Linked DNA regions of Homo sapiens: regions 2, 3 and 4 are each linked to region 1. A link is a contact called in ENCODE Hi-C data. All regions are on one chromosome and are shown on one strand. Each heading gives the region's core, a stretch centred on a gene start or an enhancer-like site at or near the end of the contact. The rest is flanking DNA. Distances are from core to core; before and after follow the strand shown.

Evidence for each region. A loop is a pair of places that touch in the nucleus more often than their neighbours do. Pooled maps may share reads with other maps.
Region 2: a pooled map shows a loop between it and region 1 (20-fold over the local background). The contact joins the promoter of CSGALNACT2-DT here to the promoter of CSTF2T in region 1. A Hi-C loop is called at or near these places in 4 of 50 pooled maps.
Region 3: a loop to region 1 is called in a pooled map, with 11 times the contacts of the local background. The contact joins the enhancer-like site here to the promoter of CSTF2T in region 1. A Hi-C loop is called at or near these places in 2 of 50 pooled maps.
Region 4: a pooled map shows a loop between it and region 1 (13-fold over the local background). The contact joins the promoter of ZNF32 here to the promoter of CSTF2T in region 1. A Hi-C loop is called at or near these places in 4 of 50 pooled maps.

The regions. Positions count from the first base shown.
Region 1 is chr10:51,698,315-51,701,232 of GRCh38, reverse strand. CSTF2T (cleavage stimulation factor subunit 2 tau variant) reads left to right here and starts at 1,638. Exons shown (of 1, transcript NM_015235.3): 1 at 1,638-2,918. The coding sequence starts at 1,684. All of the region lies in intron 3 of PRKG1 (protein kinase cGMP-dependent 1), which reads right to left. RefSeq lists a silencer at 510-804 and enhancers at 558-1,246, 1,371-1,950.
Region 2 is chr10:43,137,071-43,140,184 of GRCh38, reverse strand. It overlaps CSGALNACT2-DT (CSGALNACT2 divergent transcript), which reads left to right and starts at 1,792. Exons shown (of 1, transcript NR_186456.1): 1 at 1,792-3,114. It overlaps CSGALNACT2 (chondroitin sulfate N-acetylgalactosaminyltransferase 2), which reads right to left and starts at 1,740. Exons shown (of 8, transcript NM_018590.5): 1 at 1,618-1,740. RefSeq lists silencers at 1,204-1,273, 1,384-1,883, 2,054-2,113, 2,244-2,443.
Region 3 is chr10:58,281,106-58,284,250 of GRCh38, reverse strand. All of the region lies in intron 2 of CISD1 (CDGSH iron sulfur domain 1), which reads right to left. Among named protein-coding and RNA genes, the nearest start is that of CISD1, 14 kb to the right of the region's middle. Within about 2 kb of position 1,455, at least 6 of the 41 ENCODE cell types and tissues checked have a DNase peak (open chromatin) inside an H3K27ac peak, as active enhancers do.
Region 4 is chr10:43,647,065-43,650,135 of GRCh38, reverse strand. It overlaps ZNF32 (zinc finger protein 32), which reads left to right and starts at 1,255. Exons shown (of 3, transcript NM_006973.3): 1 at 1,255-1,334. All of the region lies in intron 1 of ZNF32-AS3 (ZNF32 antisense RNA 3), which reads right to left. ZNF32-AS2 (ZNF32 antisense RNA 2) reads right to left here. Exons shown (of 3, transcript NR_047558.1): 2 at 2,927-3,024; 3 at 2,117-2,567. RefSeq lists a silencer at 1,230-1,749.

The DNA of each region.
Region 1 (2,918 bases), core at 389-2,888:
GGAATTAAAGCACAGGCTTGGAGCAGTCCAGTCCACAGAAGTATAATGCAATCTATCCATATAATTTTAAATTTTCTAATAGCCACATTTAAAAAAGTAAAATGAAATGAATAACATTAACTTCAAAATAATTTTTTACTCAAATATATAAAAATATTACATTTCGACTTATAAAAAATATAAAATTGATGGGCTATTTTTACTTTTTTTGTATTTGATCATTAAAATCTTTCATGTATGTTACATGTATGGCACACCTCAACCAGTATGTTAAATTTTGACTGGAAATACTTTCTTTTTATTTGTTTTTATTTTTTGTCTTAGTGTTCTTCAAAATGATTTTTATTTAGAACACAATTTATTATTGCAAAAGTAGATTCTATATCCAAGTTGTTCTAAATACTAAAAAAGTTTTCCAATAGCTTACTGAACATTAGTTTTTATATTTAAATAAAAAATGAGATTTAAAATTCATTTCTTCAATCACACTAGCTTCATTTCATATATTCAATACACGTAAGGCAGTGTAGAATTGGAGCTATGCGAGACCAAGCTGGGTTAGAATCCTGACTTGGCCTCTTTCCAGCTGCTTGTCCTTGGGAATTTACCTAGCCCTCTCCAAGCTTCAGTTCTAGCTTCGAATTGCAGGCGGGGAAACACCACACTGAATATGTTTTAACTCCTACCTGCAAAGCTAACAGCAGAAGACAAACACCCGCTATTTGTTTCTCCCTTCATGGAAGTGGTGGACTCACTGCATGATATAATAAAAATCAGAACCAATCAACGTAGGGATAGTTAAGTAAATTTCTTTATTCCATACTCTGAAGCCATAAAATACTAATAACTAATTAATCACTAATTTATTTAATCACCAATTAATATTGAAATCGGTTGTTATTAAGGAAGAAAACCGTAATATTAGGAATAGCACGACGGCTGCCCGTGTGCTCAGGAAAAACCTAGAAGGGTCTGCCACCCATCCATTAACAGCGGTTATAGGAAGCAACAGAATGGGGGCAGGGCCCAGCCGGCACACGCTTCAGTTTATATTTCTTGTCAGTTAATTTCCAAAAACGTTGTTCTAAAAAGGAGATATAATACTGTTTTAGTTTAAGGGGCAAATCTCAAATGTGCTGAAACGACTACGCTTTTCCCTCAGTCTGGAATGTGATTTTAAATCTAGCTTAACTATACTATAATAAAAGGCCACATGAAAATACTTTGTCAGAACGAAAAACACGCCGCCTTAAATCCGCTTTCGGTTGGCGGTTTCCCGCCAGCGGAACGGAAGCAAAACCGCCTTTGACGTCAAGGGAAGAGTCCCCTCCCAGTTACTACGGTGAAGTCTATGCGGCCATCTTTACTGTGGTCATCTCGTACCAAGCGTGTCGTAGTGGGGCTGTTGGGGCCCCACAGAAAGTCAGCGGAACGTGAAATGGGAAAGGAATCATGCGACTCTGTAATAAGAAGCTGACAGAACCATGAAGGATCAGGGACTGAAAGCATTAGATAAGTTGTTAGTGGGATGCAGGTTCCACAGGCAAGCGGAACGATTCAAGCGAATTAGTAAAGTTTCTGCCCGGATCTTGAAAGCCGCTTCCGTTGCTCAGCGGAAGTGTCGGTCGCAAGAGGACAGACGCCTCGAAGAATCCGCTATCGGCTGTCTGCACAACCGGAATCATGTCGAGTTTGGCGGTGAGAGACCCGGCAATGGATCGATCACTGCGTTCCGTGTTCGTGGGGAACATTCCATATGAGGCAACTGAGGAGCAGTTAAAGGACATTTTCTCGGAGGTTGGTTCTGTTGTCAGTTTCCGGCTGGTATACGATAGAGAGACGGGAAAACCCAAGGGCTATGGCTTCTGCGAATACCAAGACCAGGAGACCGCGCTTAGTGCCATGCGGAACCTCAATGGGCGGGAGTTCAGTGGGAGAGCGCTTCGGGTGGACAATGCTGCCAGTGAAAAGAATAAGGAGGAGTTAAAGAGCCTTGGGCCTGCAGCGCCCATTATTGACTCACCCTATGGGGATCCCATCGATCCAGAAGATGCCCCTGAATCGATTACCAGAGCAGTAGCCAGTCTCCCCCCGGAGCAGATGTTTGAGCTGATGAAGCAGATGAAGCTCTGTGTCCAAAACAGCCACCAGGAAGCTCGAAACATGTTACTTCAAAATCCACAACTGGCTTATGCACTGTTGCAGGCACAAGTAGTGATGAGAATCATGGATCCAGAGATTGCTCTGAAAATTCTGCATCGGAAGATACATGTCACACCACTGATCCCAGGCAAATCTCAGTCTGTGTCTGTCTCTGGCCCTGGCCCTGGCCCTGGCCCTGGGCTCTGCCCAGGACCTAATGTTCTGCTGAACCAGCAGAATCCTCCAGCTCCTCAGCCTCAGCATTTGGCTAGAAGACCTGTGAAGGACATTCCTCCTCTGATGCAGACTCCTATCCAGGGTGGAATTCCAGCTCCAGGGCCAATACCAGCTGCAGTTCCCGGAGCTGGTCCTGGTTCCTTAACTCCTGGAGGAGCAATGCAGCCCCAACTTGGAATGCCAGGGGTTGGCCCAGTGCCTTTAGAGCGGGGACAAGTGCAGATGTCAGATCCTAGAGCTCCTATACCTCGCGGACCCGTGACTCCTGGTGGTCTGCCTCCTCGAGGACTGTTAGGAGATGCTCCAAATGACCCACGTGGAGGGACTTTGCTTTCAGTCACTGGAGAAGTGGAGCCCAGAGGTTATCTGGGTCCACCCCATCAGGGTCCCCCCATGCATCATGCCTCTGGTCATGACACTCGTGGCCCTTCCTCACATGAGATGAGGGGAGGGCCATTAGGAGATCCCAGACTGCTAATTGGAGAGCCCAGAGGCCCCATGATAGATCAAAGGGGTCTACCTATGGATGGTAGAGGTGG
Region 2 (3,114 bases), core at 543-3,042, 8.6 Mb after region 1:
TTTTCTTTTTGAGACCGAGTCAGGCTCTGTCGTCCAGGCTGGAGTGCAGTGGCACGATCTCGGCTCACTGCAACCTCCACCTCCCGCCTCAGCCTCCCAAGTAGCTGGGCTTACAGGCGCCCGCCACCACGCCTGGCTAATTTTTGTATTTTTAGTAGAGATGCGGTTTCACCATGTTTGCCAGGCTGGTCTCGAACTCCTGACCAAGTGATCCACCTGCCTCGGCCTCCCCAAGCGCTGGGATAAAAGGCCTGAGCCACCACGCCAGGCCCACAGTATTCTTAATATCCAAAACACATCATATACAAAAATTGGGAACATAAATGTCCATCAACTGAAGAGTAGTCACATATTATTCAATAGACTATTACACAGTAATAATACAATACCATGAAATAGCATGGGTGTGTCCCACAAACAATATGCTGAGAATACTACGTGATTCCATTAACATGAAGCTCAAAACAGAGAAAACTAAAAGCAGATAAGAGAAGTTAGAATACAGATGGGAAAACAAGGATATAACTGACTTGGAAGAAGCACAGGAAAATAGGATGATGGAAATGTTCTATGGTTATAATTTGATATATCTGGTGGTTCCACAGGGTAATAAGTATGTAAAAATTCATTGAGCTGTACAATTAAGATTCGTGCTCTTATTGATTTCATATGTATTTTATGCCTCGACAAAAACAAAGAGAAAAATGCAGCTTCTAAACTGGTTGGAACTGTGTTTATTTAGGCCAAAATCCTCTGAGCCACAAATACTGGAAATCCATCTTTTTTCATTCTTTTAGTTACATGACAACTTTAAACAAATGGTACAAGAACAATAATACAAAATGAACGCTAACACTCAGTCCTAAAATACTTGGCTTCTTACTTCCAAGATCGAAGCTACTATTTTAATACAACATTCAAAAAACAACATTAATTACCAGACATGAAGGCCCTGCTCCCGCGAGCCTTGAATGACGGTGAAACGTCACGACATCCCATATCTATCTCAAAAGCACGCTAGAAAATACCTCCAAGTTTAACAAGCCAAGGACTCAGGAAGAGAAGCTTCAGATGTATAATCAAACTATCATACCGCCAATACCATCATCACAAACAGAAGTATCACTGTCGTGCTTCCTGCGTTGCTCAAGGGTAGAGTCATTTTTAAGGTGCATTCTCCGACAACGCCAGAGGCTCCCCATCTCCTCCGCCCCACTGAGCCCTCCACGACAGAGCATCTTTACCGGCGCTCGCTCTGCCATCTACAGATAAAGAGGGGCTGAGGGCAGAACTATTTTAACGCGATGACGAGGTCACCACTGATTAAAAAGTTTATCCACTGAGAGGAGCAGAGATGGTGATGAATAGGTAAAAACAAAACGAAACAAAACAAAACCCAACACTGACAAGCGAACCAATCGTCTCTGGCCGCGCTTTCCCTAAAACCGGTGCCGACTCCGGCAGGCTCATCCCTGAGAGACAGGGCCCCCCGCAGGACCGGTCCGCTAGGCGACCCCACCCGACCACACAGGAGCCCGCAGCCCCGGCGCCCGCACCGCCCGGGCCGGAGCCGGCGGGAGTCGCGGACCGGCGGGCGAGGCCGGGCCAGGTACTCACCGCGCTCGCCCGCTCTGCGCTCCACCGCCTCCTGCGCCGCGGGGACACCCGGGCGGCGCCTCACGCCTTGGGCCCGCCGCCGCCTCAGCCACCCACCCCCGGGCGCGCCGCCGCGCCTGAGAGGCCACTTCCGGCGCGCGCGAGGAAATGAAGCCGCCGCGCGCCCGCGGCCCCGCCCAGGAAGCTCCGCCACTGGCAGCTGGGTACCGATTCATCACCGACGTGTTTAAAGTATCCGTGTGTGTGCCTCCAAAAACCGTTTGTGGAGACAGCAGAGTGCCCGAGGCAGGAAACCGCTCCGGCCTGGAGGCGCCCCTGCCCGGACTCGTGGACTGCAGCGCTGTCCCGCTCGGAAGCCGATCCTGGGAGTCCGAGCGGGGCCGCGGGGCCTGCGTGGCAGCCGAGTCGAGGGCTTCGGGCCGCGGGGCTGTGGAGCGCCCCTTGGCGCTGGGCCGCCGGCAGCCGTGAGCGCATCACTGCATTTCCCTGGAGGAATTCCTCATCTGTTGAATGAGGGAGTTGAGGCGGACACGCTGGGAAATGGCTTCGAGCTCACACACTGATTTTCGTGAGTGGAAAGAGAAGCCCTTTCTTAGGCGTCTTCCATACCACTGCATGTTCCAGGGTCCTCCCTGGGCTCTCTGTCTCCCACGCCACCGCGAGCACGGCCTAAGCGGGCGAGCGAAGGCGCGACGGCGCCGAGAGCCGGCTGTGGTGGGTGCCGGGCGCGTCACCGCGGGCTGGCGGGGGAGGGGACGCTGGGAAGCTCTCCAGAAAGAGGAGCCGCCACCGAGCAAATTCCCATCTGCCACGCACCGCAGAGCCTCGCCCTCCGCCGCCAGCATTTTCTTTCTTTGTTCTCCTAGCCCTACAAACGCTGGGTTTCCTTTCTCATTCGTGGACTTTTTTCCCTGGATCCTTCTTACTGCTCCTACCCTGTGGCCGCACGTCTGGCAGATGCGCGGCGGGCGCTGCCTGAACCCCCGAATCCTCACAAGCCTCTGTGCAGCGGCCACGGCCCTCAGCTAGCGGCGGGGAGACTGAAGCCGCAGGGTCAGGGTTAGTTGCCACATGTTTTAAATTCCTATCCAAACTTCCATTATAATTGTTTTTATTTATTTATTCATCTATTTTTTGAGACAGGGTCCCGCTCTGTCGCCCAGGCTGGAGTGCAGTGGAGCGATCACGGTTCACTGCAGCCTCCCCACCTCCGACTCCAGCGATCCTCTCGCCTCAGCCTCCCGAGTAGCTGGGACCACAGGTGCATGCCACCATGCCCGGCTAATTGTTAATATTTTTTTTGGTAGAGATGGGGCCTCCCTCTGTTGCCTAGGCTGGCCTTGAACTCCTGGGCTCAAGCGATCTTCCAGCTTCGGCCTCCCAAAGTGCTGGCATTACAGGCGTGAGTCACCCCGCCTGGCAAGAATTGTTGTTTTGAAACTAACTGAGGTTCTCCCATCAATGGATTTAAATTGTTACTTTTTAATGATTTTTTTT
Region 3 (3,145 bases), core at 206-2,705, 6.6 Mb before region 1:
GATCCTTCCATCTCAGCCTCCTGAGTAGCTAGGACTATAGGTGCATGCCATCACACTCAACTAATTTCTGCATTTTTTTGTGGAGACAAGGTTTCACTACATTGGCTGTTACATTCTCAAAGTGTTGGAATTACAGGCCTAAGCGACTGTGTCTGGCATTATATACTTTCAAATACAATGTAGGAAGTACAGTAATTTTTACATTAAATAATGTACAAAAATATGAGAATTTTATTAACTTTTTCATTAAACATTTTGAAATTTGTTAAATTGTTTTAAATTATGAAAAAAACACAAAGAATATTAAATTCAGTTCGTGTAGTATTGATACTTAATTTATTCTAAGATGTCAGCGTTTGTTTATTAACAAATCCTGGAAAAAGTCTGTAAATCAAATTTCCTTTATGTCCAGAAAACATCCTTTTATGTTTGTTAACCCAATTTGAACACTACAAATCCCAAATATCTTTAAAAGTGGGGGAAGAAAGGGTTAGAAGAAGTTGGAATAAAGCTTTAGTAGAAAAAACAGTGGAGGTCCTTGCTCTCCACCTGGAAAGCTAGCAATGCTATATGGATCTTCATAAAAACACAACATTTCTTTTTAATGGCCCCACATCTCAAGTTATGCCTCTGTTTTAATAAATGCTCCTCTTTGACTTATCTCTTCCACCTGAAACAATTTTCTTTTAAAGACTATCTTCCTTCTCTGAACTTCGTACTTTGTATTAGAGTTTTGATTTTCTGTCCCAAGGAAGTTGCCTGGCACCATTTTGGCTCATTACCATAAACTGTCCAGAAAAATATGCTTGCTTTGGTTGAGAACGAAAACGAAGTAATGAGATTTTTGAGACTAACCTAGAGATTATGACATTTTATACCATTCTTATGTACCTATTTCAATAAACCTAAGACAGTAGCTATAATATGAAAATGTACAAAGATAAATTAAGATTTTTATAAGACTGTCTTTATGTGGATTGGCCAAGGAATGTCACCAACATTCAGAATATCGTTTTTATGAAGAAAGACTCAGTAAAATGCACTTCTAAGCCATTAACAGGATGGAGGATTTCTCTTTTTCCCCCAACACCCTCCCGCCAAAAAAAAACACCCAGGATCAAGCCTACTACCAACGACAAAACAAAAGTATCATTAACTCAAATCTTACCCTGTAAATGAAAGAAAATGAGTCTAAACATGTCCAGTTGCATTTCATTTCAATTTCAGTTCAGCTCCTGATGTTAACTGGTAAGACTTTCCTCTCTTTCTTCTTAGTCTGTATTCTTTTGCTGTCCTTGTTTGAACTGCCTCCTAGGTGGCCGTCATACAACTCAGCAAGTGATGTAACCAACCTGAAGTTGCAGGGAAAGGAACCTAGCAATACTACATCCCATACCCTTCCCTCTTACATCAGAGTCCTTTCATCTTCTTGTTTCGAAAGTAAGACTATCTCTTCCTTTTTAAGGCTGAGTTTCACATCTGTGCTGTTACTCTCATTTCCTTCCACCCTTTGTCAAGATACCGCTGACTCAAATAGTATCTTTCCCTGTAGTCACTTTAATCATTTCCTCTATACTGGCTCCTTTCATTCTCACTTCAAATATGGATAGCCCTTTTGTGAAATACAATTGGCCCCATCTGTATCTGTGGGTTCCACATCCATGGATGCAACCAACTGCTGATAGAAAATACTCGCTAAAATAATTGTATGGGTACTGAGCATGTACACTTTTTTCCTTGTCATTATTCTCTAAACAATACAGTATAACAACTATTTACATAGCATTCACACTGTATTAGGTATTATTTGCAATCAAGAGATGACGTAATAATTTAAAGTATACAGGATTATGTGCATAGCTTATAGGCAAATACTGTCATTTTAAATCAGGGGCTTGAGCATTCTCAGATTTTGGTATCCATGGGAGGTCCTGGAACCAATCCATGGACACCGAGGGAAGCCTGTACTATAAAATAAACCAATTTCTGGGCCGGACACAGTGGATGACACCTGCAATCCCAGCACTCTGGGAGGCCAAGGCGGGTGGATCACTTGAGGTCAGGAGTTCAAGATCAGCCTGGCCAACATGGTGAAACCCTGTCTCTACTAAGAATACAAAAATTAGCCAGGCATGGTTGTGCATGCCTGTAATCACGGCTACTCAGGAGGCTGAAACACGAGAATTGCTTGAACCCAGAAGGTGGAGGTTGTAGTGAGCTGAGATCACGACACTGTACTCCAGCCTGGGTGACAGAGTGAGACTCTCTCAAGAAAAAGAAAAAAAAAAAAAGCCAAGCCAATTTCTGAAACATCAGATGACATACCAATGCTGGCAAGAGAAGCACTGGACAAAAGGGAGGGATATGTTTTTAAAAAATGTAATTTCTGCACATTACTAAGAAATCTGATTCATTAGGGTTGGGAAACCTGCTCAAGATGTTACAGACACACAACAGGTTACTAGTGACTGCACCTTAAGAATGAATTAGATTTGAAATTTGTATCGCATATAACATTTTTTCCATTGGTAAAATGATGTTTAAATTTTGTTATAAATACAACTGGTTTGTATGAGGGAAAAATTACTGACTATAAACTCAATGTAGCCACTTAATCAAAGGTATTAATTAGTCTTTGTGAACTGGCGTTTAAGTGTGTGACTTGGCACCTGTGTGATAACCTTAGAACCACAGGAATGTGGGGAGTTTCCAAAAGTCTCTGAAGAATAACAACATTTGTTAACTTGGGTAATATTCAAAGCAAACTGTTAATTGATTAATGCAGGAATAAGTGCCCAAGATGCAATGAAAATTCAGAACTGACAAATTCAAGACACAAAGAGGATCACTAAACAGCATAAAAGATAAGCCAGAGGGGGAAAAAAAGGCATGAGAAAACTGGAAATAAAATGACTGGTCTCATTCCCTCTCTTAGTCCTCTCTCAGTCCACCTACAGGAAATGGCAGTCCCTGGCCTAACCATCTGGAAACTCTAAATTGTAAAATGAAAGAATAATCCTGGAATGTTTTGAATTATAAAGTCTAATAAACATTTACACCACTAGTTTGTGTCCACTGGTGATTCTTCCTGAAATATTTGAGATCTTAGTTCATGAAAGCCCATATTTAGTTTATTGGATTCTTT
Region 4 (3,071 bases), core at 6-2,505, 8.1 Mb after region 1:
TCAGGAATGGGGAGCTTCAGGACAGTTTGCACCACACACTCTGGGACTTAGCTGTGCAACACCCCGACCCCCATGTGAGGAAGGTGGTGTTTGTTTGCTCCACCAGACTGTCAGCTCCTCCCTAGGAGCACGGAGTGTGTCTTGCTCACATTCGTATCCCCAGTGTCAGCACTTAAAATGGATTCAACGGATAAATGTTGAATGAAATTCAGAAATGATGTGCAATAGTAAAAGCTAACATTTAGGAATCAACTTATTACTTACAGACACCTTTGCATATTGAGTGAAATTAAGTTGTTTGATTTAACAAATCTGTGGCTTTGGGGTAGAGAACAAGAACATAGCAAGAGGAAGCATTCTTTATTAGTCCTTCACGAAAGAGGATGGACAGACACATCTACGGAGAGGGGCTCCAGAGGCAGGGACCCAGAGATACACCCGGCCAGGCAGAACAGCTCCAGGATGTGGCCCCGATCCTGGAAAAGTGCGTTTAAAAGAGGCTTAAGGCATATCAGACAGCCTGGCCAACATGGTAAAACCTTCATCTCTACTAAAAATACAAAAAAATTAGCCAGGCATGGTGGCACAGACCTGTAGTCCCAGCTACTTGGGAGGCTGGGGCAGGAGAATCACTTGAGCCCAGAAGGCGGAGGTTGCAGTGAGGCGACACCGTGCCACTGCACTCAAGCCTGGGAGACAGAGTGAAGGAAAAAAAAAAACAGGCATTATTAGAGAGGCTTTATCTCCTACGTGTTCAAAAGCAACCATGCTCCTCCCAGTATCTCAGGACGACTGGACTGCCTGTGTTCCTGTTGCTCTTCACAGAAGCTCCATGAAAGCGGGCTTCGCTTTTGTTCATGCAGCCAGAGGCTCAACACATGACCTCGAAGCCGCCAAGGCTTTATCAAACGGATTTCTCCCAAAAACTTCGTTTCCTTCCGCGACGCCCTGCAAGAACCCTGTATTCCTGAGTCCCTGGCTCAGCGTCTGCTACCCCGATGCTGTCAATCAGATCCTGCTAATCTGAGCGGCCGTGGCTCCGTCCCGGCTCCGCGTCCGCTGACAGGTCACCGCTGTGAGTCTCCGGATTACCAGTCCAAACGGGACGGCTTGAGGTCCCCGCGCCCTAGGGACCTGCGGGGCCCGAGCGCAGGGCGCGCCAGAGAACTACATTTCCCACAGAGCTCTTGGGAAGCCGGGGCCGCCGAGACCCACGGCCCGGCGGGCGGGCTCGCGGGGAGACTCCTGGGAGTTGTAGTCCATTCCGCCGGCGCCGGCGCTGGCGCTGCTGCGGGCTCGGCGCCGGCCTTTGTCTGCGGGCACGCGCCGCTGCGGTGAGTGAGGCCGCTGGCCGGGTCAGAGCGCCGGGGCAAGGCGGGGCTGCGCCATCAGACCGCTGTCCCGGGCCCTCCGTGTGGCCGCCTTATGCCAGCGGCCGCCAAGGAAATGAGCAGGCCTGGCCGGCCCGGGCCCCGAGGGAGGCCAGCCGCGAGCGGAGAGGTCGGCGGTCCGCAGAGCAGGGTCCCGTGGACCGGAGAGCGGGATGCCGAGGTTCAGGACGCAGGGCGGGCCCGGTGCCCGGGGCCCGGGGCCTGAGGCGGGAGGGCAGCGTCTGCGGAGAGGAGCAGGGCCCATGGCGTCGGGGCGTGGGAGGGGGAGGCCGCGGCAGGCTCACCCGGCCTCCGTGCGGGCTTCAGCGAGTGCGGGAAGCCGGTGCCGGCCTTCCGGGGTGGGAGGAGAGGCAGCCCCTGCGGGGGAGAGTAGGAAGCCAGGCAGCGTGTGGGAAACCACGCTACCCACAAGCTCCTAAACCTGAAACTGGCCCCAGGACATTTTCCAGACCGCCAAGTGTACCCCTCTTCTCATCCGCCCTCCAGAGGACGCCGGATTTTAGATCTTAAGTCTGGTGGTCTCGTCTGATACTCCTCTTGTTTGGTTCTTTCCTTCTCATTGTCCTACCTGATAGGACAGTGTTAGTAACCTGTTTAATAAGTGGGGAAGCAGAGTCAGGGCTGCTGGGTTACTCGCCCAAGATCATATCCTGGGGGAGCCACGGCAAGAAGCCAAGACTCACGGACTACTTCTAAGCTTTTTCCAAAGGATATAGTAGCCTTTCTAATAGGAAAATCAATGTTTTTAATTATAAAGCCACTTTTACAAAATCTTGGGGAAACTGCTTCCTCAGACCTGTGATCTAGGGAGAAAAATATGACAATTTCTCCCTTACTAATCACGGAGGTCCCTGATAGGCGGCGGAGTTGTAACTTGAAGACCTCACAGCAGGTGGAGAGGCAGAGCTGTGAATTCTACTCTAATTTCTGGAATCCCCGGCGACAGAGTCCAACCCCAGGCAGCAGGCGCCATGTACCCCAGGGACTTTTAATGTGTGTGCAGCTGTTGAGCAAGAATACCTTGAACTTCCAAATGATGTGCTGGCATGCTGGTAGGGAATTCCTTTGCAGCTTGTGTTCCAAGTTGGAAGTGAGTCCTCCAAATAAAAATTTAAATGATTCTCCTGGTCATCACAGCATGTAGCAGAATGTGCAGTTGTCAAGAAGAACCAGGTGCTTAGGTTGACAAAACAAAGAATGGTAGCATCATACTATTATTTCATTAAATCAGAAGGCCAGCATTTTGATAGGACAAATTAGAGGGAAACAAGGAGTATGCATTGAACCACTGCATTTCTTAAAAGTATAAGAATTCAGTAATTAGGATCCTGAAGTAAGAAGAAATATTTTTTTTAAAAAATAGATCATGTGGGCCAGGTGTAGTAGCTCATGCCTACATGTCTTGGGAGGCCGAGGCAGGAGGGTCACTTCAGGCCAAGAGTTGGAGACCAGCCTGGGCAGGATAATGAGACCCGATCTCTACAAAAAAAAGTTAAAATAATTTTTAAAAATTAGCCAGGCTTGGTGGTGCTTACCTGTAGTCCTAGTTATTTGGGAGGCTGAAGTGGGAGGATCCGTTGAGTCCAGGAGTTCAAAGTCACAGCAAGCTGTAATTGAGTCACTGTACTCCAGCCTGGGCAACAGAGCAAAATCTTGACTCAGAATTTTAAAAAAATTAAA